Linked DNA regions of Homo sapiens: regions 2 and 3 are each linked to region 1. A link is an interaction called in ENCODE POLR2A ChIA-PET data of the cell type or tissue named here. Cell type or tissue: GM12878. All regions are shown on one strand. Links, peaks and the distances in the headings refer to the core of each region. The heading gives the core; the rest is flanking DNA.

Region 1 (8,485 bases), core at 85-8,084:
AGGACACAAGAATCATGGGTCAGAGATAAGGTCAGTTTATTACTTATAGCAATAGCAGTACCCAGAGTGTCACATTGTGCTGGTTCTTCATGGCCCAATCACCACTGAGCAATAGGGTACAGGGCCAGGTGATGTCTATACATTCAGTGGGTTGTGTAACTGGGGAGAAACCTTGAGTTTAGGGAACCAAGTTAATTATACTGGCCAGTAAGTATGCCTGCCCTTTACTGTATACTATGTCTCCCTTCGAAGGATCTTCACTATATAAACATTCTTACAAAGATAGTATGGAACACAAACAGCACTTATGTTAGCAAGATCTGCAGGAATGTAAAAGATTCATGGAGAACTATATTCCAACATAATTTCATGTTAAGGTAATGCGTTTGAGTTGTTTTTACTGAGTAGGTGAATAGTAGAATGAAGAAACTCTAGAGCTCATAGTTCACAAAAGATACATAGTGGCAACCACAGGAAAGGACATTTTTATGTCATCTGCTGCAAAGAAGAGCCCTTGCCATTTTTAAGAATAACATCTGTCAATATGGACCTCTCCTTTCTTCCACTTACACTCTTCAGGTTGCATGTTGTCCTTCTGTGATACCTTCTCTATAGTCTCCTTATTGTCTATGTGGCTCTTTTGTCTACTTAGTCTTTGTAGCACACAGTGAAATGTAAAAATACATAGCTTTTGGGGTCAGAAAACTGGGTTCTAAACTGAATTCTTTTCTACTAGTTATGCAACCTTGGGTAAATAATTTAAAATCACTATCAATTTTCTTATATGTAAAATTAGGGGGCTAAATTTGGAACACTGTTCTGTTACCCCAATTATGTTTTTTACTTGTGCTTTTATGGTTTAATTGATTACGAGTGTTATTGATGTGTTAGTACCTGTATGTGTACAGGCCGGGTGTGGTGGCTCAAGCCTGTAATCCCAGCACTTTGGGAGGCCGAGGTGGGTGGATTACTTGAGGTCAGGAGTTCAAGACAACTCTGGCCAACATGATGAAACCCCATCTCTACCAAAAATACAAATTAGCCGGGCGTGGTGGCACATGCCTGTAATCCCAGCTACTCAGGAAGCTGAGGCAGGAGAATTGCTTGAGCCCAGGAGATGGAGGTTGCAGTGAGCAGAGATTGTGCCACTGCATTGTAGCCTGGGTGACAGAGTGAGACTCTGTCTCAAAAAAAAAAAAAAAATTTGGAAACCTAATATCAGCGTGTTTAAGCAACTGCGTGTTTGCCCAAGATCACAAAGCTGGTACTATATATTGTTTTCCTTCCCGTGTCACAGACAATTCCCTGTGGAATTCTGTCTCACAGGATATCTGGCTTGAAATAGAGAGGATAAGGAGTGTGTTGTCTTTTTTATGTTATCTCTGTTCTCTCTTCTTCAAGCTTCTCTGATATCTCCAGCGAAGTCACAGGGTTCACTAGCCATTGTGAACTGAGGCAATATTATTTCTAATTATTTCTAACACATTTTAATGTTTTCCATTATGATAATATGTATATTTATATAAAACATACAATTTGTTATTTTAATTTCCTTCACAAAGTTGTGCAACCTCTACTAATTTGTTTAGTCTCATCATCTGAAGTTTTTATTTTTGTGTATGCCTTACAATGTGTAGAATAAAGTAGTACAGTAGCATATGCATTTTTAAATGATCTTTTAAAATATAGGCACATTGGGGGGTGTGTCTGCAATTTTTTTTATGATGGTGCATAACCAAAAATCATGGGGACCACTGGCTTAGGGAAATACTCCATGATCTTCTACCACATCCACCAGTTGATCTGTGTTCATCGATTGTGCTCACTTTCTTCTAATTCCTCTTCCTCAGACTGAATGATGTCAAACAAATATGGCAGTCAATTATTGGCTAGTACTAAAAGGGATTAACTCTTCTTTCCCTTTCTCTCCCTCCCTTTCCCTCCCTCCCTCTCTCCCTCCCTCCCTCCCTCTCTCCCTCCCTCGCTACCTCCTTCCTTCCTCCCTTCCTTCCTTCCTTCCTTCCTTCCTTCCTTCCTTTTCTTTCTTTTCTCTTTCTTTCACTCTTCTTTTCTCCTTTCCTTTCCTTTTCTTTTTTCTTGAGACAGGGTATCCTTCCATCACCCAGGCTAGAATTCAGTAGCATGATCACGGCTTACTGCACCCTCAGCTTCTTGGGCTCAAGCCATCCTCTTGCCTCAGCCTCCTGAGTAGCTTGGACCACAGGTGCACACCACCATGCCTGCCTAAATTTTTTTATTTTTTGTAGAGACAGGGTCTCATTATGTTGTCCAGGTTAGTCTCGAACTCCTAGGCTGGAATGATCCTCCCACCCGGACCTCCCAGTGTGTTGGAATTATGGGTACGCCCAGTACTGGAATACCAAAGATTCTGAATCTAAGATGGGAGATCTAAGATAGCACCTACAAATCTGTATTTTAAACTATCACCCAATTGATTTTGTTAGGGGCCAAATATGGACTGGTTTTTAATTAAAGAATATGTAGATGAGACAAGATACCATTTTAAAGTTGGGAATAATTTCTTCATATTATCTCTGGAATTGAATTCTTTGAATGGTTGAAACTAAAAAATTGACATTTCAATAGTCGAACTATTGCTATTTAAGTACAGCTTTAAGCACTTGTTTCTGCAAAGCTTATCTGCTCTTAATTATGAAAAATTAAAGCATTTGCTTTAAACAATATCCTTGATTCCAATTTTAGAAGAGCTACTGGGGGAAGAGGACAGAGGTGAAGAACAACCTTGAATCTGGAAGGAAACAACAGTAAAGTCTGGAATGTTGACTAACACTGGGCATTCACTAGAGGGTCAAAAAAAAGATTATAAAATTATCTGATGTGGCACTAAAACTGCCAGGACAGTTCCACTGCTTTTACTCATTCCCAGCTCTCATATACTCATTACAGATAAGCAGATGAGAAGAGTGGTATGAGGCAGAATTTCCAAGCATCTAAAGATTGTTTTCAGATTAAACCCAACGAACAGGGGCAACCCAATAAGATGCTCTATGAGAGAAATGTAACGTTGAGCGTTTTACCACCGTACCTGATTATGGTAAAGTTAATGTATAAAGTGGACACTAATTACCCACACCTAATTCGCTTCTCTGTTTAAGCAAATTCAATTAAATTAACAAGCAATGGAAAGATGATACACCATCTTTTTTTTTTTTTTTTTTTGAGACAGAGTCTTGCTCTGTCGCCCAGGCTGGAGGGCAGTGGCGCGATCTGGGCTCACTGCAAGCTCCGCTTCCCAGGTTCACGCCATTCTCCTGCCTCAGCCTCCAGAGTAGCTGGGACTACAGGCGCCCGCCACCATGCCTGGCCAATTTTTTTGAGTTTTTAGTAGAGATGGGGTTTCACCGTGTTAGCTAGGAGATACACCATCTTTTGCTATGTAGAGCTAAATAATTTGCTGAAATTAGTAATCTTTCTTAGATTTTAAAAAATAAATACCCAGAAATTGGCACTGAAATAGACATTTTGTATCACAACTTATACTCTCAATTGTATGACAACACAGTTTGGCTACAGCTCCAGCACTGGTTAGGTGTTTGCAATAAATCACCTCGGTTTTAGTGAGAAGTGAGAAGTACTTCAAATGTAGTTGTTCCATAAAATATTAATCTAAATTTGGAAATGGACTGTTATTTTCAAATCAGTTTCTATTCCATTAGCAGGTGCTGGAGCAGTTTTCAAAGTGACTGCATTCAACTTACTCACAGGGACAGTGATCAATTTATTACTGTGTGCATTTATTTCGCCAAGACAAGGTTTCCAAGGACCCACTGGTTGAATTTTCACGGCATTTTATCTGCATTTTCGAACCAATTTTTTTTTAGGGGAAAGCCTCAGGGTTAGGTTTTTCATATTTATTTCCATATTTTAGGTGCAGAGTTGTATTAGAAGTCCACACATCCCATGAAAGGCATGGAAAAATAGAAAGTTATTCATCAGATTGCAATGGACCTCTTATATAGTAAGTATCTCCTCATGTCCTTGTCTAGGTATCTGAGTCAGCACCATGTATTAGAATAAGTCTGTATTTTTGAGTCAATCGGAATTTGCAGTTACTTAAGCCCTCTGATCTTCAGTGACTTGTCTATAAAATGGAAAAACATACTTAATTTGTTGGTAAATAGTGTGTAAGTGTCAAATAAATATAAGTGTCCAGAATAATACCTGTCAAATAAGGAATATTTACAGAGCACTTTTTTCTTAATCGTGCATTGCTTACATTATAAATTAGAAGAGAGTGAAGTCAGATTTTACAAGAAAATGTTACACCTTTTCCTTGTAAAACAAATAATTATCCTTTTACATATGTGTGTTTATATCCTTTAATGTATGTGCCTCATTTCACAGGATTGAGTCAAGCTGTAAAAATATTTTAAATACAGTAAAATTGAAAATAAAATAGAGCCAGAAAATATATTGACTAAAGATATAAAAGAGAGAAATATAATATAGAAATTATGAAAAATAGACCTTAAGTCCATATACATTTTTCCCTACTAAATAGGCCTAAAAATTAGGCTCTGTGCTCCCAAGGGACCAAAAGCAAAAGGGAAAACAAAACCAACACCAAACTGTAGCTTACTTATTTTAAACAGCTTAGCAATCTCACGCCAGAAGTGAAACTTTTCATAAGAGAGTGCCAAGAAGTGTTGCATGCTCGTTTTTTCTTTTTCTTTCTTTCTTTTTTTTTTTTTTTGAGACAGAGTTTCACTCTGTCACCCAGGCTGTAGTGCAGTGGCACGATCTCAGCTCATGGCAACCTCTGTTTTTTGGGTTCAAGCCATTCTCTGCTTCAGCCCCCCGAGTAGCTGGGATTACAGGTGCCCACCACCACACCTGGCTATTTTTTTTTGTATTTTTAGTAGAGACAGGGTTTCATCATCTTGTCCATGCTGATCTTGAACTCCTGACCTTGTGATCCACCGGCCTCAGCCTCCCAAAGTGCTGGGATTACAGGCATGAGCCACCATGCCCAGCCACCATGCTTGTTTTTTAAGGCACGTGTAGTAGGTAACATACTCGACCCCGCTGATACAAATACACAAGGGAAGAGCTCTGAATGAGGTCATCATGCTGGAGGAGCGCCAGGGACACACTCCAGCTAGCAGGTAAGTATACTGAGTCCTGAGAAGCAGTTCTCAAATAGCTCAATATGGATCCCTCTTATCTCCTCACCTTTTACCCTCAAACAATAAAACATCTAATCAAAATTTACATTCTCCAATTGCTCATCCAACAACATGCCATGAGATAACTCCCAGGAGCTAGCAATGTAAAAGCAAGTGAGCATCCTGCATGGATGGCACTGTTGCTTTCCTCCGAGGAGTTTAGGAATTTCTTTTCACCTTACAGAAGCTGGGTTGTTTTGAAGCTGGTCAGTTTAGTAATGCATAGTCTTATAGTTTAAAAAAAAAAAGAGACTTTATTTTTTAGAGCCGTTTTAGGTTCATGGTAAAATTGAAGGGAAAGCACACAGATTTCCCATATTCCTCTTACTGCCACAAGTGCATAGCCTCCCCCATTATCAACACCCCCCACCAGAGTGGTACATTTGTTACATCAGTGAACGTACACTGACACATCACCCAAAGTCTATATTTTACATTAGAGTTTATTCTTGGTGTTGTTCATTCTATGGGTTTGGACAAATGTATAATGACATAGATCCATCTTTACAGTATAATACACAGCAGTTTCACTGCCCTAAAAATTCTCTGTGCTCTGCCTATTCTTTCTTCCCTTCCTCTTAATCCCTGGACACCATGGCTCTTTTCACTTTTATCTAGTTTTGCGTTTTCTAGAATAGGTGTAGTTGAACTCAAACAGTACATAGCCTTTTCAGATTGTCTTTTTTATTCAGTCACGTGCATTTAAGTTTCCTCTATGTCTTTTTATGGCTTGAGAGCTCATTCTTTTTGGCGCTGAATAATATTCCATTGTCTGTAGGTACCACAGCTTATCTATCCATTCACCCAGCGGGGACATTTGGTGGCTTCTAAGTTTTGACAATTATGCATAAAGCTGACACAAACATTTATGTGCAGGGTTTTTTTTTGTGGAAATAAGTTTTCAGCTCATGCTGGTAAATACCAACGAATGGATTTCTGGATGGTGTGATAACAGTTATATTTAGTTTTGTAACAAACAGCCAAACTGACTTCCATGATGGCTGTACCATTTTGTATTCCTGCAGTATCCTGTTCGCACACTCTGGTTTTTTGCTCTCCCTTTTCCCATGCCTCCATTTTCTTTTTCATGATTTTTTTGGAAACACATTCTGATAATATATCAGCATGTAATATTTTGACTGAGGCTTTGTTTTCTTAGAAATATGGGCTAATGTGACTGACATCTGTATCGTGCTACCCATAAGCTGATGGAATCACTTCACCTCATGAGCCATCATCCTCATCATTGTGTATCAGCAGTGAGGGAATTTTGGGGATTGAGGCTCCTTTCTCAGAGGCTAAAAACTAAATGAAAGCGCAAATCCGGAGACGTAAGTTGACCACTGAAGCTTGTCTTTGATCTTGAGCACATTTTCAAAGCTGGGTGAACTTGATCAGCAGTTTCTAGTACAACACTTTGCTGAGGTAAAGGGAACAAAGTTCAGGGTCTGCCAATGGTACCGTCGAATAGGAGAGAAATGTATAATCTGCAACGTTAAGGGGCTGCACTGTCAGTGTCATGACAAAAAGGAAATGTTTCATGTCCTTTCACCGTACTACAAAGAAAATTGTCTTTCACAAACCATGACACTTAGATGAGGGGAAAAATATTCTCCTTTGAGAATTTGTAACTATTGCCAGCCTGAATCTACATTAGCTGACTGGAACAAAATACCTCAAGCTGAGAATTTATTGTAAAGTGATCCCAAGCTGTAGTGACCCGAGGTACTGGCAGAAACAAATATAAATTTTCTCTGATGGAACTCCCGTTTAGGTCTCAAAATAATTCCCACAGGTACGTTCCAAGATATATAAGCTCACAGTCAAAACTCGAAATTCACAAGAAAACAAGCTATCATGTAAGACCCAGTGAATTTGCTGACAGTTGAATTTGACATGCAAAGCCTTTGAAATCTGGTAGTGTGAGACAAGCCATATGCTCAAAATGTTTAATAACATAAATGACGGGATTGAATATATAAGTCAAGAAGGAAAAAATATCAGGCAGATTCCTAGAAAAATGGAACAAGAGGACCAAATTGAACTTCTAGAGCTAAAATAACATAACAATATAACAACTGAAATTTAAAAACTCACATAACAATAAATTAGATGCCACTGATAAGAGAATTAGTTAGCTGAAAGTTATACAGTGAAAGAATTTACAAAGAATACAGAAAACAGAAAGAAATATAACAAAGACATTTAGAGACCTGGACAACTGCTGGGTCTGTCCCGTGGACCCTGGCCAACGGATGAAATGAGTACTCAGACACAGGTATGCGGTATAAGAGCAGCTAGGTGACTGTCTGACTCTAGTGGCCAGAGAGCAGCCCCGAGAAGCTGGAGCTGCTTGCTTTTATTCAGTGCAGGTACAATGCCAAAAACCTGGAGCCCACACAACCTGTAGGTAATTAACATTTATTGTTCCCCTTTCAGGGAAAGTCATGTGCCTGGATGGTCAAAGGTCATTTCCTGGTCAACATAAGTAAACAAGCCTGTTAAGGATACATTCCCCCACATTCCCTTGTACTTACTCCTTGCCCTCTGCCTCAGGGTTATAGAACAGCTACCTTCAGCTATTCTCCCCCTGGGGCTCTACAGAACCTTCTGATCTTTCAGAAGATTTGCGTCCTTTCCCTATAGTTTTTCCCACCACTCTGTTCAATCCCCCACAGATGACTGAGTGAGAACATCTAACAAATATCTGACTAGACAAGAGAATGAGGTAAAGGCTACATTTAACTATTCTAGGTCCTTTGTATTTTTATATATGTTTTAGAATCAGCTTGTTAATTTCTACCAAAAAAAAAAAAAAAAAGATCCCACAAGCTCGCTGGCATAATTAAAGGTATTGCATTGAAACTACAGTCATACTGGGGATAGCTGGTATTGATTCACTGTTCCTCAAGTGATCAGGCTGCATGCCAACAGGGAAGAGCTTACTGCATAATTCTGAGTTGCTGAGAACAGACAATGTGCCTGCCAGGCTCAAGTAAGACAGCATTTATGTATGGAAAGAACAGAGAGAAAGGTTACTAGATCTGGCCCATTGCCAGGTGATCCATCCCTCAGGGCCAGGGATCGCCTTTCAAGCCTATGTGAGCAGTGTGGCTGCACACATCCCATTTCCTGCTATCACAAAAAGATCTAGTTCCCTCCCTGGTGGAAACAGATATAGCAGCAGGGTGGCACAGCCCCCCCGCCCATTGACACATATGCTTGAGCAGAACAAAGAAGTACATATTAAGACTAAAATAACAAATACATCACCAAAT
Region 2 (8,485 bases), core at 70-8,069, 150 kb before region 1:
TCATTGTCTAAAAAAAATCACAAAAATCACTGGTTACATAAAATTTGAGTACAGAAAATCCTATTGTTTAAAAATGCTAATAAATACATCTACCAATGAATTGAGTTGAATTTGTTTCTGAACTACTATGAATTCTAGTTTCACAGATTTATGGTCTGAAATCATTTTATCTCATATTCAGATTTTAAAAAGCAATTTATTTTTCTCTTTGGATGAGACAAGTCTCCCATAACTTTAGCTGGTGAATTCAAATCTCAGCCCTTTAATAATCTGAATGATGTAACCAGCAGTTAGACATGGCTAATAAATTTCATTAGAAATGTTGCTTTAAATCTGTTAAATATATACACTCATATGTTTACTGCAGCACTATTCACCATGGCAAAGACATAGAACCAATCCAGATGCCCATCAGTGGTGGACTGCATAAAGAAAATGTGGCACATTTACGCCATGGAATACTATGCAGCCATAAAAAGAATGAAATCATGTCTCTTGCAGCAACATGGATACAGCTGGAGGCCCTTATCCTAAGTGAATTAACACAGAAGCAGAAAAACAAATACTGCATATTCTCACTTATAAGTAGGAGCTAAATATTATGTACAGAGGGACACAAAGATGGAAATAAACACTGGAGATTGTTGAAGCGGGGGAGGGTGGTGGGAAGTAAAGTTTGAAAAACTACCTATGAAGTCCTTTGTTCACTACTTAGGTGATGGGAACTTTAGAAGCCCAAACCTCAGCAGCATGCAATACACCCATGTAACAAACCTTCACAGGAAGCTCCTGAATCTAAAACAAAATTTTACAAAATGCAACATAAATGTGCAATGTAACATTTAAACTTTTTAAAAAAATCTACATAATTGCTTTTTTTGAGCTGAGTCACAATGGCAGGCTGGAAGAATGTATGAATCACTGCTACTGTTCTTTCCTTTAAAGTGTATAAAGTATATATAGATACAGATATATCTGCTCTCTCCCCAGGGGAAATGAAATGGCTGCTCACTCAGATAGTGCAGAAAGATACAGGAACTGAAACCCAACATTGCCAGAGACCTCAAAGTAAAACAGTATGGCAGACTACACCAGGATTTTGAACGAATTTCTTAAGTAAAAATAAAGTGAGCAAAAAGGAACACTGCCATCTAAAGTCCCGGGGTGGAAGTGCTGGGATGAGAACACAGGGAAGGTCCGTATTAATGTCCCCTTCCCCCTGAACTGACTTAGGAAGCAGCCACATTGGGTATAGCACCACATATGAAAGGCCAATATGTTAAGGGAAAATTAAAAATTATCTGAGTGCCTATTTTTAATATAAAAACCTGAAATAGCTTCTCTCCAAACCTAGGCCTCAGAAACTGGACTTGTTACACTTTGTGTCATGCTTGTTGCCAGTTTAGTGTCATAGCATAGATGCTCAGTAGATGTAAATTGAATAGAATTGAATTCAGTCAACAAAATATGACTTATTACAAAAGCAGCCAGGAAAAGTAAATAGAGGCTTCTCTAACACCTAATTAAGTTGTAATATTTATTTTTGGAGCCACTAAAATCTAATAAATTATAGACAATAAGAGTTTGATATTTCTTAACTCCTTGGACATCCATCTCCTGCCTCCACAAAAAGAAAATCTCTTCAACCGGGGGTCAGTAAACTAACACCCAATTCTGTTCACTGAATATTTTTAATCAATAAAGTCTTATGGGAACACAGTCTCACCCACTGGTTTATCTATTGTTTAGAGCTGTGTTTGCAGAGTAACAGCAGAGTTGAGTAGTTGCTGCAGAGACCATCTGGCTGCAGAAACTAAAACATTTACTATCTGGTAAATGATTCAATTCAATATTTACAATCTGACCCTTTCAGAAAATGGTCATAGATCTCTGTCTTAAAGCACACACGTGATTCTGAGTTAAAGACAATGTATGAATATTATTGACAATAATAAAAACAAATTTTACAAAATAAATCACTCTAACCTCTGCAATTAACAATAAAACTGAAGTAAAAGTACACAGAGAAACACACAATAAAAACGAAAACCCCACTTGGCCTGGCATTAATTCCTGTTGCTTCCATGAACAAAATGTCTTATTTGAAAAAAAAAAAAAAAACTGCAGGTAATGCTATCAGATAAATTCATCACTAAAAAAAGATTGTGTCAAATGCTCTACAGGCACCAAAAAGATTTTGCAGCTCTGATTTTTTCATTGACATTGAAAAAGTAATTTATTCATAAACTGCTTTAAACAGAGACCTTGCTGGTTACTGAGTTCAAAGTGACCTGACCAGTTTACTATCGTCCAGCTTCTTATGTCTCATAAAGTCCTTTTTAAAAATTTCTGCTAAAACTACTACCTGAAGCACCACTAACAACATCATTTTCTCATAAAATTAAGGTTATTTCCCATAGGGAAAATCAAAAACTTGGTTCATTTTTCATTCCCATTTCACATGATTTATTTTTATATATTTTTAGCATTTTGAAATTTTTCCAAATTATCTGGCTCAAGTTGGACCTCAAGAGTCTTTTCAAATCATGTTGAGATTGTTCTAAATAAATTTAAAAGCTAAATATCAACTTCAAATATCTACTAGAAATAAAAAATAATGTGATCGTGCCATTAAAGAAAGAATTAAATAATTCCTAAATTGATATACTTCACACAAATCACAATCGCTGAATTATAAATGGAAACAGCAATGAAAACATAAATATGCCTTTCCAGCCGAATAATTGTGTAGAGAAATTGATTTCAATAATGTAATAAAATTGCATGGCAAAATATTCGTAATTTTGGTACATTTTTACCTGATGGGAAGTTGGGGCTTGGGAACTGAATGATTCTATAAAATTATTGGTGATCCACATTGGTATCTGTCACCTAGTGACAGCTACATACAAGCTGAATTCACAGATTTTACTGGCATTTTAGTATTTTACCAGTCTGCTTGCAATCCAGTCAGCATATGTTGAGACTTTTACCATTTATGACTGAATAAACTCTTACTTTTACATTATTTCTAGCTATCTGTGAATAGCAGACCACATAACGCTATGCAGCAAATTAAATTTTAGATTTTGGTGTGTGTGTGTGTGTGTGTGTGTGCTTCACATCTCTTGCTTTAATGTTTGAGTTTTAAGAAAAGTAGGGGTCTTTTTTGGGTCTTACATATCTTAAAATGGTCTTTAGTGCTCCCTGCCCCCATCCTTTGCCAAGGTTTCCTGGCACTGGTAGAATCATATTTTTTTCTTCATAAGTTTTTTTTTAAACTCATCACTAAAAAAAAAAAAAAAATCTTTGTGAGGGCCATAGTGTTATGCAACGCTGGAAATTATTAAACTCTTTCACTCAATAGTCATTTCATTCCTGCACAGTTTCTTGGTTTTTGCTATATGCAAAGAAAATCAGACATCTCAGTGTCTTTCATATCTTCTTCCTTTTCATCCCCACAGCAATTTCTCTAGTGGTTTTGAATTGTCAACAGATACACAAAGTATCTTTAAGACTGTGTTCCTTCCATCAGGAAATCATTCTTAAGATATGCAGTTATTTAGATCCTCTTAATATACTGCCACTCTTCAAGAACTCTATCACCAATCATATAAACCCAAATTGCTTCACCTTCTTTTCATATGAGCTTGTACAATTTGAGTTTACCTTACCTATTCAGGCATATTTTCCACGAATCTCTGACATACAACCACAGTGGCATCGTACAGAGTTTAACAGCTAATAAGCTGTGGGTTTTGCCACAAATAAGTTATTGCTGTGCCAAGATCTTGATTCCTGTTAGCTTAGAGGGCAGTTTTGAGGTCTTGGGTGTGTTGTCCATTCACCCTGGTTGACTCACAAATGTTATCATGTTCTGCGTGTTGTAAAAAATGTTGGGAAACACTGGTGTGGCTATTGAAAATACAATCAGCATTATATTTGTAGTTCCGCCCATCTATACGTGTTAAATTACTTAATCTCTGTGTTTCAAGTTCATCATCAGTAAAATGGGAGAATAGTGGTGATAGACTATTAGGAAGAATTAAAGTAAGTGATCAATTAAGTGACAATAATTATTAATAATCAATTATTTCATATGATTATTAATTAATTATTGTCACTTAATTGATCACTTAATTTAATCCTTATTAACAGTCTATGACCACTATTGTCCCATTTTACTGCATAACAGTCTACTAAAAGTAGTATTTATTAAAATTAATGGTCAGATGATTATTTCCTGAGTGTATTGCATTCTCTATATTAAAGTCTGTCTTTGAGAATTTCCTCAAGTATGTTCTTCATACCTTTGACACCTTCCCTCTTTTAATAATGCCTCATCTAAATTAAGACTCATCTAAATTTCAGACTCACATCCCTAATTAAACAGCCCCTAGTTTTTCCTTCCCTACAATGCTCTCTCCTATTTTTTGAGCTGTCATTGCTCTTAAAGCCTATACCACACAGATACAGTCTCTGCTGTTTGTTAACTGTTTCATTTACACAAGTTCTGGAATTATGAGCTGAATAAATTCATGTTTAATAATTTTATGGGGGCAGGATCTTTTTGTGGATTTGTATTGATATTCAGAGTAATTTAAGTTATGAGAATGTTAAGAAGTCAGGCTAAAGATGGCAAAGCACTAGACCATAATGGACTGGCTTTCATTAAGCTTCTATTTAAACATTTACAGAGCACAGACCAAAAAAAGCCAGCTTAGTCAGATCATATGGCAATTCTCAGAAGTTGTTACCAATGACCAGTGTTTTGTTTATGTTTCGGGAAAATTCACTTACAGTGAAAGTGAGAAATTGTGATCCTTTTATATACCATGAACTCTTTAATTTGCATTTGAGGAACTGAATTGAGGTGTAACAATTTTATACCCTATCTGAGCAGCAGAGGAAGTCAAGCAAACTGATCTGCAGTGGAAAGGAGAAGTAACATACTTCATAAATAGAGAACAAGATGGACAGTAGTTAATATCATTCAGACTAACAGCTGTTTGCAGCTACTCTTATTGACATGGAGACAGCAAGCAATTTTGGACTGTAAACAAAAAGGCATTATAAGCCAGATTTCTAAGGTTTCCTTAACAGAAACGAAGATAAATATCCTAAGCCATCATTCAGCCTGAGATTTAAAATACCTTGAAAACTCAAGTTCAAAATACAATCATGACATAAGAATAAAAATATTTTACCAACAGATAATACCATTTTTGTAATCATAAGTTTTGTCATTCTGAATATGTACTCTTTTTTACATGTGCAGACGAGTGACAGTTCTTCATACATATGTGATTTTTTAAAAGTGTTTTGTTTTCTCAAAGGAATATTTTCAACTCAAAAAAGCTGCTACATAGCATGACTTCCTGAGTTTAATTTCATGCCCTAATTTGTCACCACTGACTTGGTCAAAACCTCAGACCATCTGCACAGAGCTGTAGGGAATGATCAACAACAAAGACAATGACATGGCAATGTCCCTGGCTTTCCTAACTCTATTCCTGGAGCTGATCCAAGAGTCGCAAGTAATCAGCCACATTTTTTTTTTTTTCACCACCAGACATCACACTGATGGAAAACAGTGGAGAAGAAGATAATGATCACCTTGCTTGGTCAATAATGAAAGCAGAGGAGGCCAAGTCTTATTTGAATTCACAGACATTGAATTCTGCAATGGATTGGGAAGATTCTATTGGAATTGCTTCTCTTGGGTGTCTCATCCCCTCTGGAGATGGTTCGATGCCATTGATACTAGGACTTTAAATTCTGCTTGGGACTGAGGATTCCCACTGAGATTCTATTATCATCTAGCCTAGTGGTTCAGTCTCATAGTGGGCCGGAGCCTCTTTGAAGACTATCTGAGAGGTCTCCATGGGCTCTTGAAACACATTAAGATTCCCCCATTCCCTCTATTGATGTGTGTAGCCCCTAGGAGTCCCAGTCAGTATATCTAGCAATCTTAAGATCAGCTCAGACTGTCCAAATCCTCCAAATCAGGAGAAATCAAAAGCTGGATTGCATCTTTTAGGATAATCCCTTCCCTGTTAACCATCGCTTTACTGCCCTCTCTATACTCATTGGTTAGCTCAGAGGACCATGTATTTCTGCATAAAGGAAATGAGTTCCCCAGTGCCATTTATCTTTCCAGATCCTACCTTACAATTTTGATGACTTGTGGATAAGTAAATAGATAATATATATTGAACGAATATCCGAAGGTTATGATTTTCTCTACATTTGCATATGTCATAAATATTCATTTTATATCAGCTTTGAGGTCTTTTTGGGTGCATTTGTAAGACTGACAAAATTAAACTAGAGATATTTCTAAGCAAATGTGCTTACAGTTATTAGGCTAAATTTTTGTTAGCTGCATACATTGAAGTAAAAAGGCAAAACAAAGGGACAGATAATAAAAACTCATTTGGCTTTAATATGTAGCTATAATCAAAGAAATATATATGGTCAGATACAGGAGAAGGCTTTTGTATATACATAATAACAGCTATCAGAAAAATTATGCAGTTATAACCTTTTAGCCTTTTTCATTTCTGCATGTGGCAGAAATTCTTAATTCAAACTGATTTTCTGATCTTTTTTTTGTGATGGCTAGGTGTTTGAATTTTTCTAAGCTCATCCTCAACCATGACTTCCTTCCAATTTTGTCCACTCATTAATCTTATCTGGCTGAGCATTACATCAAAGAAAGTCTCAAGTTGCCATGGATAATTGACAAAGCAGGCACTTTATTTACAGATAACCAAAAATGCATTGAATTAGAAATACGCCTTTGCATATGAATTCTTCTACAAAGGCAAGTAAGTACAAAATACTGATGTTTTACAGCAGTTCCAACCACATTGAGTGAAGAATGATCAACTTTTATTCATTTATTCACTCATTCATTCATTCATTCAGTCAACAAGTAATTTGTTGCTTATGTATATATGCAAGGTTTTATAAGGTCCTATGGTAAATATAAAGATGAATTAGTCTCAGTCTTTTTCCTTTAAGAAGTTTATATTGACAGTTTATGCATCAGACAACTGCAAAATTAGACAGGATACATTTAAAATGGGATGTGTGCCATGTCAAGTGCTGTTGTATGCAAAGGAGTGAAAGATCATCTCAGATTGGGGACCGGGGGAGGGTAGAAAGTTTAATGGAAGATGTGGCATGGGAATTGGAATTGAAGCTGGGGTAGAATTATGGCAGATGGAGAAGGATGTTGGTAGAATATACTAGGCATAGAAGATGTTTTCAGTCAATGCTTAGAAGTAGGATTGACTGGGTAATTTGGTAACATTATGTGGCCAAGTATGAAAAGAGCATGAAAGTTCTTACTCCAACTAAATACAATATTTAGTATATATTTAGTATATTTATTTAGTATATACAATAATACCACATTATTATTATATGATATAATAATACAATTAATTACTTTAGTAGGGAGATATCATGCTGAAAAATAAAGATTACACAGAGCCTGGTATTTCCCTCAACCAGTGCCAATACACACACACACACAAACACACACACAAACTAACTTTAATTGTATTTAGTTGAGTAGGAACCCACTACATAATTTAAATAAAAAATTAAGATTACATTAAAAAATGAGCAAAGGAGCTAAAAAGACATTTCTCCAAAGAAGACATACAAATGGTCAACAGCTATATAGAAAGGTGTTCAAAATCACTAATCATCAGGGAAATGCAAATCAGAGTCACAGTGAAATGTCACCTCGCACCCATCAGAATGGCTATTATCAAAACACAAACACACACACACACACACACACACACACCCAAACCCAAACAAGATAAATGCTCCTGAGGATGTGAAGAAGTTGGAGCCCTTGTACGCTGTTAGGAATAAAAACGGTGCAGCTGCTATGGAAAACAGTGTGGAGGTTTTTCAAAGAATTAAAAATAGAAATACCATATGAGCGAGCAATCCCACGTCTAAGTATCCAGAAGAATTGAAATCAGGACCTCAGATAGGTATCTGAACTCCCATGTTCATTGCAGCATTATTGACAAGAGTGAAGCTACGGAAACAACCTAAATGTCCATCAACTTATCAATAGAGAAAGAAAATATGGTATAAGCCAGCGAGTGGCTCATGCCTGTAAACTCAGCACTTTGGGAGGCCAAGGCGGGAGGACTGCTTGAGCTCAGTTTGAGAGTGAAGCTACGGAAACAACCTAAATGTCCATCAACTTATCAATAGAGAAAGAAAATATGGTATAAGCCAGTGAGTGGCTCATGCCTGTAAACTCAGCACTTTGGGAGGCCAAGGCAGAAGGACTGCTTGAGCTCAGTTTGAGACCCGCCTGGGTAACACAGTGAGACCCTGTCTTCACTAAAAATAAAATAAAAAAAAAATTAGCGGAGTGTGGTGTCATGTGCCTGTAGTCCCAGCTACTTGGGAGGCTGAGGCAGGAAGATTGCCTAAGCCCGAGAGATTG
Region 3 (8,485 bases), core at 70-8,069, 77 kb before region 1:
GGTCATGCAAACAATACAAATTTAACCTTCTAACTGGAGTGTAATATAAGTCTGTGATTACATTACTCAGAGAATTTGTTTTTTCTTGTATACACAGAATTCAGGCCAAAATAAAAAGTCAAGCTTCTTTTTATCTCTCTGTGTGGATAGTTGGATATTTTTTCCTAGTGGATGCTTACACAGAGACTATAGTATTTTAAATCATCTTTTTTTTTTTTTTTAGATTTAGGGCTGTTTAAGTGTACATCCCACTCAGGCCCATTGCTTTATCTTCTGTTTCTGCCTGGGCACTGACACCCTTGCCACTAGATGATCACAACTGACCACCCCCCAGGGCAGCCACACTGTCAGCTCTCAGGCCAATTTCTCTGGCTTATGTTTCTCTCTTCCTTTCTCACTGCTGGAGATTTTTCTTTTCTTTTTCCTAGCACAGCTGAGTATAAATAAGGACATTTGTTATATTTTTATCTAGCATTTCTATGTTTTTATATTCTGAATGATTTTGGATCATCTCGTCTGCAACATTGCTTGTCTCTAATTGTCTTATTTTCATCTTTGCAATCATGGGTTTTACTGGCAAGGGAGCTGAAGCTTGTGGAGGATAAATGACTAACCCAAGAGTGAGCAATAGGTGGCAGGGCTAAGGCCACGTCTCTCCTGGCGCGGTGCTCTCTCCAACATGCTGTGTCCCCAGATCTCTTCTATGTCTGAAACTTTCTGATTTCAACATAGACTAATATCTATAAGCTCATGCTAATATCTATGATCTCATATTCAGAAGTGAGAATCAAGTATATAAAAATTGATAGAAACTAAAAATCTTTAGGCTTTAATATTAGCCTCTTACTACTAGATTGTTTATCAGAACTTTGAGCTATTAACACAGTTATGTCAAAGCTTTCATGTACTTGAAAAAATGGGGCAGCTAAAAAAAAAAAACTGCCAAAAACATCAAACAGCTGACAAATGCAATCAGCTGTGATACATGAATTTGCATTGTCTAACTGGAGGTTGGACACTGAAAAATAAACCGAGTACTCTCACTACCCTATTTTTCATAGGCAATGGAATCTAAAGGCACTTTCAATGCTGTAAAAGCCTGACAAAATGTTTAAGAAACAAACAGGAAGAAGTTTAAAGCAAAGAACATGTGTAAGACCATCTCTATTTGCCTTTTCCTGAGAAAATAATAAATGTACTCCCACATGTAATTTTCACAGCATATATAATGATTTTGCTGAGAACAGATTGCTCAGTACATTCCCAGATGTATACAGAAGATCAAGTTAATGAAAAGATACTTTGAAATACAGTAACTGGATACTATTTTAAAATAATGTATGCAGTTCATATCAATGATTTTCAAAAAAAATTCTAAGGCAGAGAGGCCCCTTTTTCCAAATTAAACATGACAAAGAATGCTTAAATATAAAAGAGATGAAACTTAAAATGTTTTCTTTGAAGAAATGGAGGAGATTTCCCCAACACCCTAGCCAGTCAGTGCCCCACCTACAGAGAACTCAGCTGCCCTCAGACTTACTTAGGAACAAGCCAGATTCTGTAAGGAGGGGATTTGAATCTAAAAATCATGTTTTAAGTTCCTAACATGCTAGAATAAAGACATTGTATCTGTAGGGTCAATTTATCTAGTGGACACATTATATATAGGGCTTAGGACAGAATAAATCAGCATTATAAATAAACTCTCAAAGATACTCCCCATTTTATTATAAATTTGTCTATAAACATATTAAATTACTTTTTAATAACCATAGGCTACAATAAAGACATTCTATCAGCAGGGTCAATATATTTAGTGGGCACAGTATACATAGGGCTTAGGGCCTATGATATTTTCAAAGGCCCAAGAAAGCATATTGATTTTAATTTTAAAATTAGAAAAATTAATATAATAAAAATGAACATATCATAATGAACCCAGATTAGATTATATTTAGCTATATGCTAAAATAGTCACAAAATACAATTTTAATATTTTTTTGGAGGAGGGGTCTACCAAGGTAAAAGTGTCTAAGGCACACAAAGGTTGTAATTCCGCTGGGTCTATCTTAATGTTGGTTACTGGACACAATGCTATGGCTCTGATTCTAGCAATTTCAGAACAGTCCACAGAATTAAGGCAAATTGATTCTGTCTCTGAATTTTAGTATATGGGAAAATTCCCATGTCACTCTTGATGTCATAATATTTAGTAATGTAGACTAAAATAATGATACAAATGCAAATTACAATGTTTTTTAATTGCGTAAAAGGTTCTTTCAAGGATATGATTGAAGAGAGATGCCGAAAATGCTGCCAAAAATGGGATCTTGCTTTGGGTGAGAACTTCATTAGCTATGGCCTACAAGTTCAGATGTTCTTATGGCAGGATGACTTAGAGGAACTGTCTAGTCTTTCCATCTTAAAAAAAGATTTTTTTCAATGTGCATTTTTAGGCATTAAAGATGACTGATGATGTTCTTCCACTAACACTGTAATTTACTTTTGTTACAACAATTTTTACATATGTGATAACAGTCAGTGTTCGTGTGAAGATATTGATGGAGCGTGTATAGCACTTAAGAAAATAAAAACCTGTTAAGGTCAACTGTGAACTAGTCCCCTTTATTCATCGTCTTCCCTTTTGTTGTGAAATTTTGTTTTCTTTCATAACAAAGAATAGTGAAACCCTAAGTAGAAATCTGACCACTGCCATCTACTGTCTCAGACAGAATAAATCAGTGTTATAAATAAACTCTCAAAGATACTTCCCATTTTATTATACATTTGTCTAAAAACATATTAAATTACTTTTTAATAACTATAGGCCATTAGTTTTACTCCTCCATTGGGCATACCAAGATAATCTCTCAGAGGTTAGAGTTTTTGGATGAATGCTGAGGAGGATACTGTACCCAGTGGGTTACAATGGGTAACACTTCTACGCCCCTTCAGGCAACCATCAATGTTCATGCCACATGCAGACGTGCTCACTAAAATTCTCCTGTGGGAAGTTGAAAATGTCTTCTTTAATTACTGTTAAGCATTGTATATACATCATCACTCTAAATATGGAGAACAAGCCTCAATAGAAGGCCCAAGTCATTAATATCATTGCTTCTGTCTAGTTTTAAAGTACTTGGTTAACCAGAGCATCTGAACCATTTGTTCACGAGTCTTCTGAAAACCATAACGTGTCATTTGATACTATCACGTGGTTTGATAAAGTTTTGACCTTGATAACATACGGCTTTATAATAATATATATTTTTTCCATTACATGAGCTTCATCTTGTAGGTGATTCTGAAACTGATTTTGAAGGAGTATTTGAGCAGTAAAAAAGTGCATTTTATTTTATTGCTCCTAAGCAATTCTTCCACTTTTTAGTTACACCCAACCCCCTCAAAAGTTCCCAGTGTCAGTGCTGTTTAAATGTTGCAGCAATAGGGATTATTTCATGCACTTATTATCCAGAATTTTTTAAGGAAGTACATGTTCAAACACACCATTTGCATCTCCATAAATATAAAACAACCATTTTAAATAGCAATAGCTCATCCTTCTTGAGTTGACTGCTGTGTTTACTCTCAATGAATGGATAGAACATTTATCATGGTCTTCATTGTTCAGTTTATTTTCAGGGAACAGTAGGATCAGACAGAAGATGTCTTGTCACAAGAAATTTTCAGATTTTTTTTTTTTTGGCCTATTTTCAGGAGACTTCAAGGTTCTGCTTTATACTTCCTGTTTCTAACCACAGTTATATGTTCCCATTTTAAAATGTAATTTAAAAACAATTTAGAATTCTAGCTTAACAAAGGTAAATAGAAATGACACTAAAACTGAAAAAACCTTGCATTTTTGATGTTCTTGTGTTATGCGTGGACTCTGAGGACTCTAATCTTTTTGAGAGAAGGGACCATTTTAATCTTCTATCTATACCCTGCTTTGTTGTTTAATTAATATTTGGTGGCTAAAATAATACGGGAGAAATTTTATCAGCAAAAAATTTGTTCAAGAGTATTTTTTTTAAAGCTAGTAGTTTGTTGGGTACAAAATATTTTCTAAAAAAATCCAGCAGTGTGACTGCTTGCAGACATTCTGATAAGGCACATCATGAAGTTCTTTTTTTAAAAAAAAATTTATATTTTCAACTTTTATTTTAGATTCAGGAGGAAAGGTGAGGTTCTTGAACTGCAGGTGGCAAAAAGAAGTTGTGCTGGAGCGTGGCATTATCATAAATGACTCAAGCTGCATTCTTGGCTGAAACTGCAAGGCTAGAACCAGATGACCCACCAACAAGTGAAAAGCACCACATTTTTAAATCACTAACTACATTTGATTTTTTTCCCTTACAGTGATATCTTCGACAACAACAAAAATACCATATATATTAGAAGATGTTGAAAATAGTGTTCTACAGATTGAACATGTGAGTCATAAAACCTTTTATTGACATCAAAATAAACACATTTATTTTCCATAATCTTCAGTTAAGATTGGAATTATGTGAGAAGTCTCTGGAATAATGGAATATTCCAGGGGAGATCTCTGTCAGTTTTAGGGAATTTTACCTGGTTATACCACTGCATAATGTCCATTATTATACAAACTTTTTTTTTTTTTGAGATGGGATCTTGCTCTATTACCCAGGTTGGAGTACAGTGGCATGATCTCAGCTCACTGCAACCTCCATCTCCTGGGTTCAAGCTATTCCCCTGCCTCAGCCTCCCGAGTAACTGGAATTACAGGTGTGTGCCACCACACCCAGCTAATTTTTTGTAATTTTAGTAGAGATGGGGTTTCACCATGTTGCCCAAGCTGGTCTTGAACTCCTGAGCTCAAGTGATTCACCCACCTTGGCCTCCCAAAGTGCTGGGATTACAGGTGTGAGCCACAGCGCCTGGCTGCCAAACTTAAATTTAATAAAAAGTATGATTTTTACGGTCCTGCTTTTGAAAAAGCAAATTTGGAAAGATCTGTGTTAGAATGAATGTGTACATGGTCCCTATCACAATCTGCCAGCTATTTCTCATTAGAAACAATATTGGCACTTAGAGATTGAAATATGCTGTTTATTTGACATCAACATATGACCAACTGATCATGATACAGTTATAGCACTCTCTGTGATGTAGACTACCATTCTTTGGGGAAAGTTTACTGCAGTTTTGTGGGCATAGTCCAAACATCCAGTTTCACAAATTTCACTGCCAAGCTGGCAATGAATTAGTGAATTTCATTCAAGAGAACTGCTGGGATCCTAACCTCAGTGAGGCAGAGAGCTAAGTGCCAATAAAGAAAATGAGTAAGAAAGACATAGTAAGTACCTGCCCTCAAGAATGGTCTTATAGGTGAAGTAGATATATAAACAATTAATGAAAAAATACTATTTCATAATAAATCAATAGGATCGTTGCACATACATGATAGAGACTAGCACAAAAGAATGACTCATTCTAAGAAGGAAGAAGAGGAGATGGAGGTAGAATGGGCAAGGAAAAGTTAGAGTATATAACAAGTGGGGTGGTCTTTAGGAAAGATCAAGACCTTACCAGATACATGTGGGATGGAAACTGTATTGATGACAGATAAACAGCAGAGCATGTTAATTATTGTTGAATCACAGCATCAGTAAAGAGCTGGGTGGTGAGACTAGAGCAGGCTAATCACAAATAAGGTAAGTTGAAAGCATAAATATGGCTTGGGGTAGTATCTCCAAAAGGCAAAACCAAATATAGCAGAATCCAAGAAAAGGAGCCAAGGACCACAGTTCTCAAAATTCCCTTTCCTACCTACTGCTAAGTGAGAGACCTCTGGGAGTGATTTGGGAGGTAGAGGAGTCAAAGAAGTCATTATTCTCCAGAGGCATTTGTAGCTAGGTGTGTGGGCCGACCTGAGATTCACAGTGGCTTTCTGGTGAGTCCTTGAGATCCATCCATTTCAGTTCTGCAGACTGAAAGTTCATGGAGCTTCTGAGAACTTCTGGAGAATTACAGCTGCTTTTATTAAGCACTTCTCTGGTGCTTCAAGCTGAGTGATTTTCAGTGGAAGCTTCTCAGATTTTCGTTTCTGCAGATCTTCCAGGGTTGACATAAGCCTCGAATTCTTACATTAAATACTTTATACCTGGAGTACGTACATTGGTCTTTCTTTTTCTGAGTGAACGCTGACTTGGCTCTGGTTTTATTGTCTTGTCTCATTGTACTCCTAGTTATCTTTTATCATTTGACCTTTTATTAGTAAGAGTGCTTCTCAGAAATAATTTGAGGCAAAGTGAGAATTTAGGCTTGCTCATGCCAAGCAAGTAGTACCACTATTAATTTGGAATCTTGTTAATTCTATTCTAGGTATTGAAATAATTTGAAATTTGAAATGATCTGCAGGTGACGTGAAGCACCACTACTTCCTGCTAACACTTAATCCTTGGGCTCAGGCTGGAAGAAACATTGAAAGCAGGGTGTATTTTCCAGGACTCTGAGAGGGCAGGTCCTGGACTCCTACTTCCAAAATTGGTAAATACCTCTAGGGAAAAGTAGCCCCAAATGCCAAGGTCTTCTTTTGAGATGTTTGAGATGTTTATCTTTTTTTTTTTTTTTGAGATGGAGTCTCACTCTGTTGCCCAGGCTGGAGTGCAATGGCACAATCTTGGCTCACTACAACCTCTGCCTCCCCAGTTCAAGCACTTCTCCTACCTAAGCCTCTCAAGTAGATGGAATTACAGGCACCTGCCACCATACCTGGCTAATTTTTGTATTTTTAGTAGAGACAGGGTTTCACCATGTTAGCCAGGGTGATCTTGAACTTCTGAGCTCAAGCATCTGCCCACCTCGGCCTCCCAAAGTGCTGACATTACAGGTGTGAGCCACCGCTCCCGGCCTGAGATGTTTATCTTCTTATGGATCATTGCCCACTATTTTCTCACCATCTTCTTAATTCTCCAAAGCCTACAAAGAGATTATTTTTATAATTTTTCAGCTTTTAAGATGTCTTTGGAAGGAATCATGATCCAAATTACTTAGTCTGTAATTACAAGCCACCATCAGTGACTTCTTCCAAAGTTTCTTTCTTTAATATCATTTATTAAACACAAATTGCTCATCAGACATAATAAAAAATTTCAGTTAGGTTAAAAAGATTAAAATTAAAAATATGATATAAAATTAGGGAAAATCAGAAAGATAATTTTAGTTTGATAAGGGTTTTTCTAAGTCAGACATAAAAACTAGAAACCAGGAAGAAGGGGCCATGGGGGGAGAGAGAGATTTTTTTATATAATAAATATTTCTGTTTATTAAAAAATAACATGACATCAAAAGACAAATTATAGACCTAGAGTAGGATCTATCTATCTATCTATCTATCTGTCTGTCTATCTATCTATCTATCTATCTATCTATCTATGGAAAAATTCTTATATATGTGGAAAATTTTATTTACACGCATCTATTAATCCCTCAATTGCACTTTCATTTTTCATATTTTCTTACTTTGTACATTGTTTTCATTTCTTTCTCTTTTGTTTCTGTTTTTTTCTTTCTTGCTTGCCTTCTTGCTTTCTTTTCTTTTCTCTCTTTCTCTCTCTATATATTTTTTGGTCTCAGTTTATTCTTTCTATAGCCTTACATTCATGCTTTATGGATTCAAAGACTTCTTGCCACCCACTGAGGATATGGAATCATTTTCTAAAAGATTATTCACTAATTCAATGTATATTTATTGAATGCTGACCATCTGTCATACAAAGATTTTAGGAGCCGGGAATACAATACTTATCGAGAAACACAAATGTTTTTATTTTGGTAGTAAATCACTGTAAGTGTTCCTTTTATTTTTTTCTGAATCTTCAAGTATTTCCTTTTTAGCTTCCTGTAGTGCCTAGCAATGGTGAATTTGTTTTTATTTCTGTTTATTAATCTTTGACCATGAGGATAGCTAGGCTGACCTAGCAAATGGTAATGGAAAGAACATGAAATTCATTGATTTCACCTCTTCTGAGTTCATTTGCTTGCTGCTTCAGCCCTTTCCCTTGCATTTGACTGGATAGTTGATGAAGGATGTAGCTCCTTGCCCAGTTCCCTGCTTTAGCAGTTGGATGCAGAGGGTATCTTCTCTTAGATCTAATACCTAGACTTATAAATGGATGAGATGAATGAAAACAACACTATCACTATTTATTGTTACAAAGGCTCTTGTGTCTTATCTCTTTTGATGGCTACAGCCATTTCTCTGTAAATCTGCCTTTTATTTTCAGGAAAATGTAATTACTAGCAAGATGTGCAAAGGCTGAGATGGACTAAGTTGAGTGAATCAGCACTCTGTCTACTTCAAAAGCAGAATACTCACAGTACGGGAATAGCTGCCAAAATTTTGCTTTAGTAGAGATTTATAATTTGAACAAGGGATCTGGTAAAGGCAGAGTATAATAGTTATCCGACTTACTTTCAGAAAGAGCACAATGCAAGTGTTTTACTAATTGCATTT

The links. ChIA-PET counts read pairs that join two places held together with the same protein. Peaks named below come from ENCODE experiments on the same cell type or tissue, not always from the same donor. Only the 100,000 strongest peaks of a DNase experiment are listed, where the experiment ranks them.
Region 2: POLR2A ChIA-PET joins it to region 1 with 8 read pairs; 1 of 35 experiments calls an interaction of 5 or more read pairs at or near these places.
Region 3: POLR2A ChIA-PET joins it to region 1 with 5 read pairs; 4 of 35 experiments call an interaction of 5 or more read pairs at or near these places.

Annotation. Positions count from the first base shown.
Region 1 is chr4:163,740,396-163,748,880 of GRCh38, forward strand. All of the region lies in intron 4 of MARCHF1 (membrane associated ring-CH-type finger 1), which reads right to left. Among named protein-coding and RNA genes, the nearest start is that of TMA16, 250 kb to the left of the region's middle. In GM12878, for the core only: no CTCF peak of the experiment used is centred there; a DNase peak (open chromatin) is centred at 4,626; H3K4me3 peaks cover 464 bases; H3K27ac peaks cover 1,550 bases.
Region 2 is chr4:163,586,966-163,595,450 of GRCh38, forward strand. The region is part of intron 7 of MARCHF1 (membrane associated ring-CH-type finger 1); the gene reads right to left. Among named protein-coding and RNA genes, the nearest start is that of TMA16, 97 kb to the left of the region's middle. In GM12878, for the core only: a CTCF peak has its summit at 1,169; DNase peaks (open chromatin) are centred at 1,036 and 4,806; H3K27ac peaks cover 2,791 bases.
Region 3 is chr4:163,663,017-163,671,501 of GRCh38, forward strand. The region is part of intron 5 of MARCHF1 (membrane associated ring-CH-type finger 1); the gene reads right to left. It overlaps LOC107986325 (a long non-coding RNA gene), which reads left to right and starts at 4,359. Exons shown (of 3, transcript XR_001741915.3): 1 at 4,359-4,433. RefSeq lists a silencer at 543-592 and an enhancer at 1,203-1,282. In GM12878, for the core only: a CTCF peak has its summit at 2,734 (motif pointing left); a DNase peak (open chromatin) is centred at 1,025; H3K4me3 peaks cover 366 bases; H3K27ac peaks cover 3,890 bases.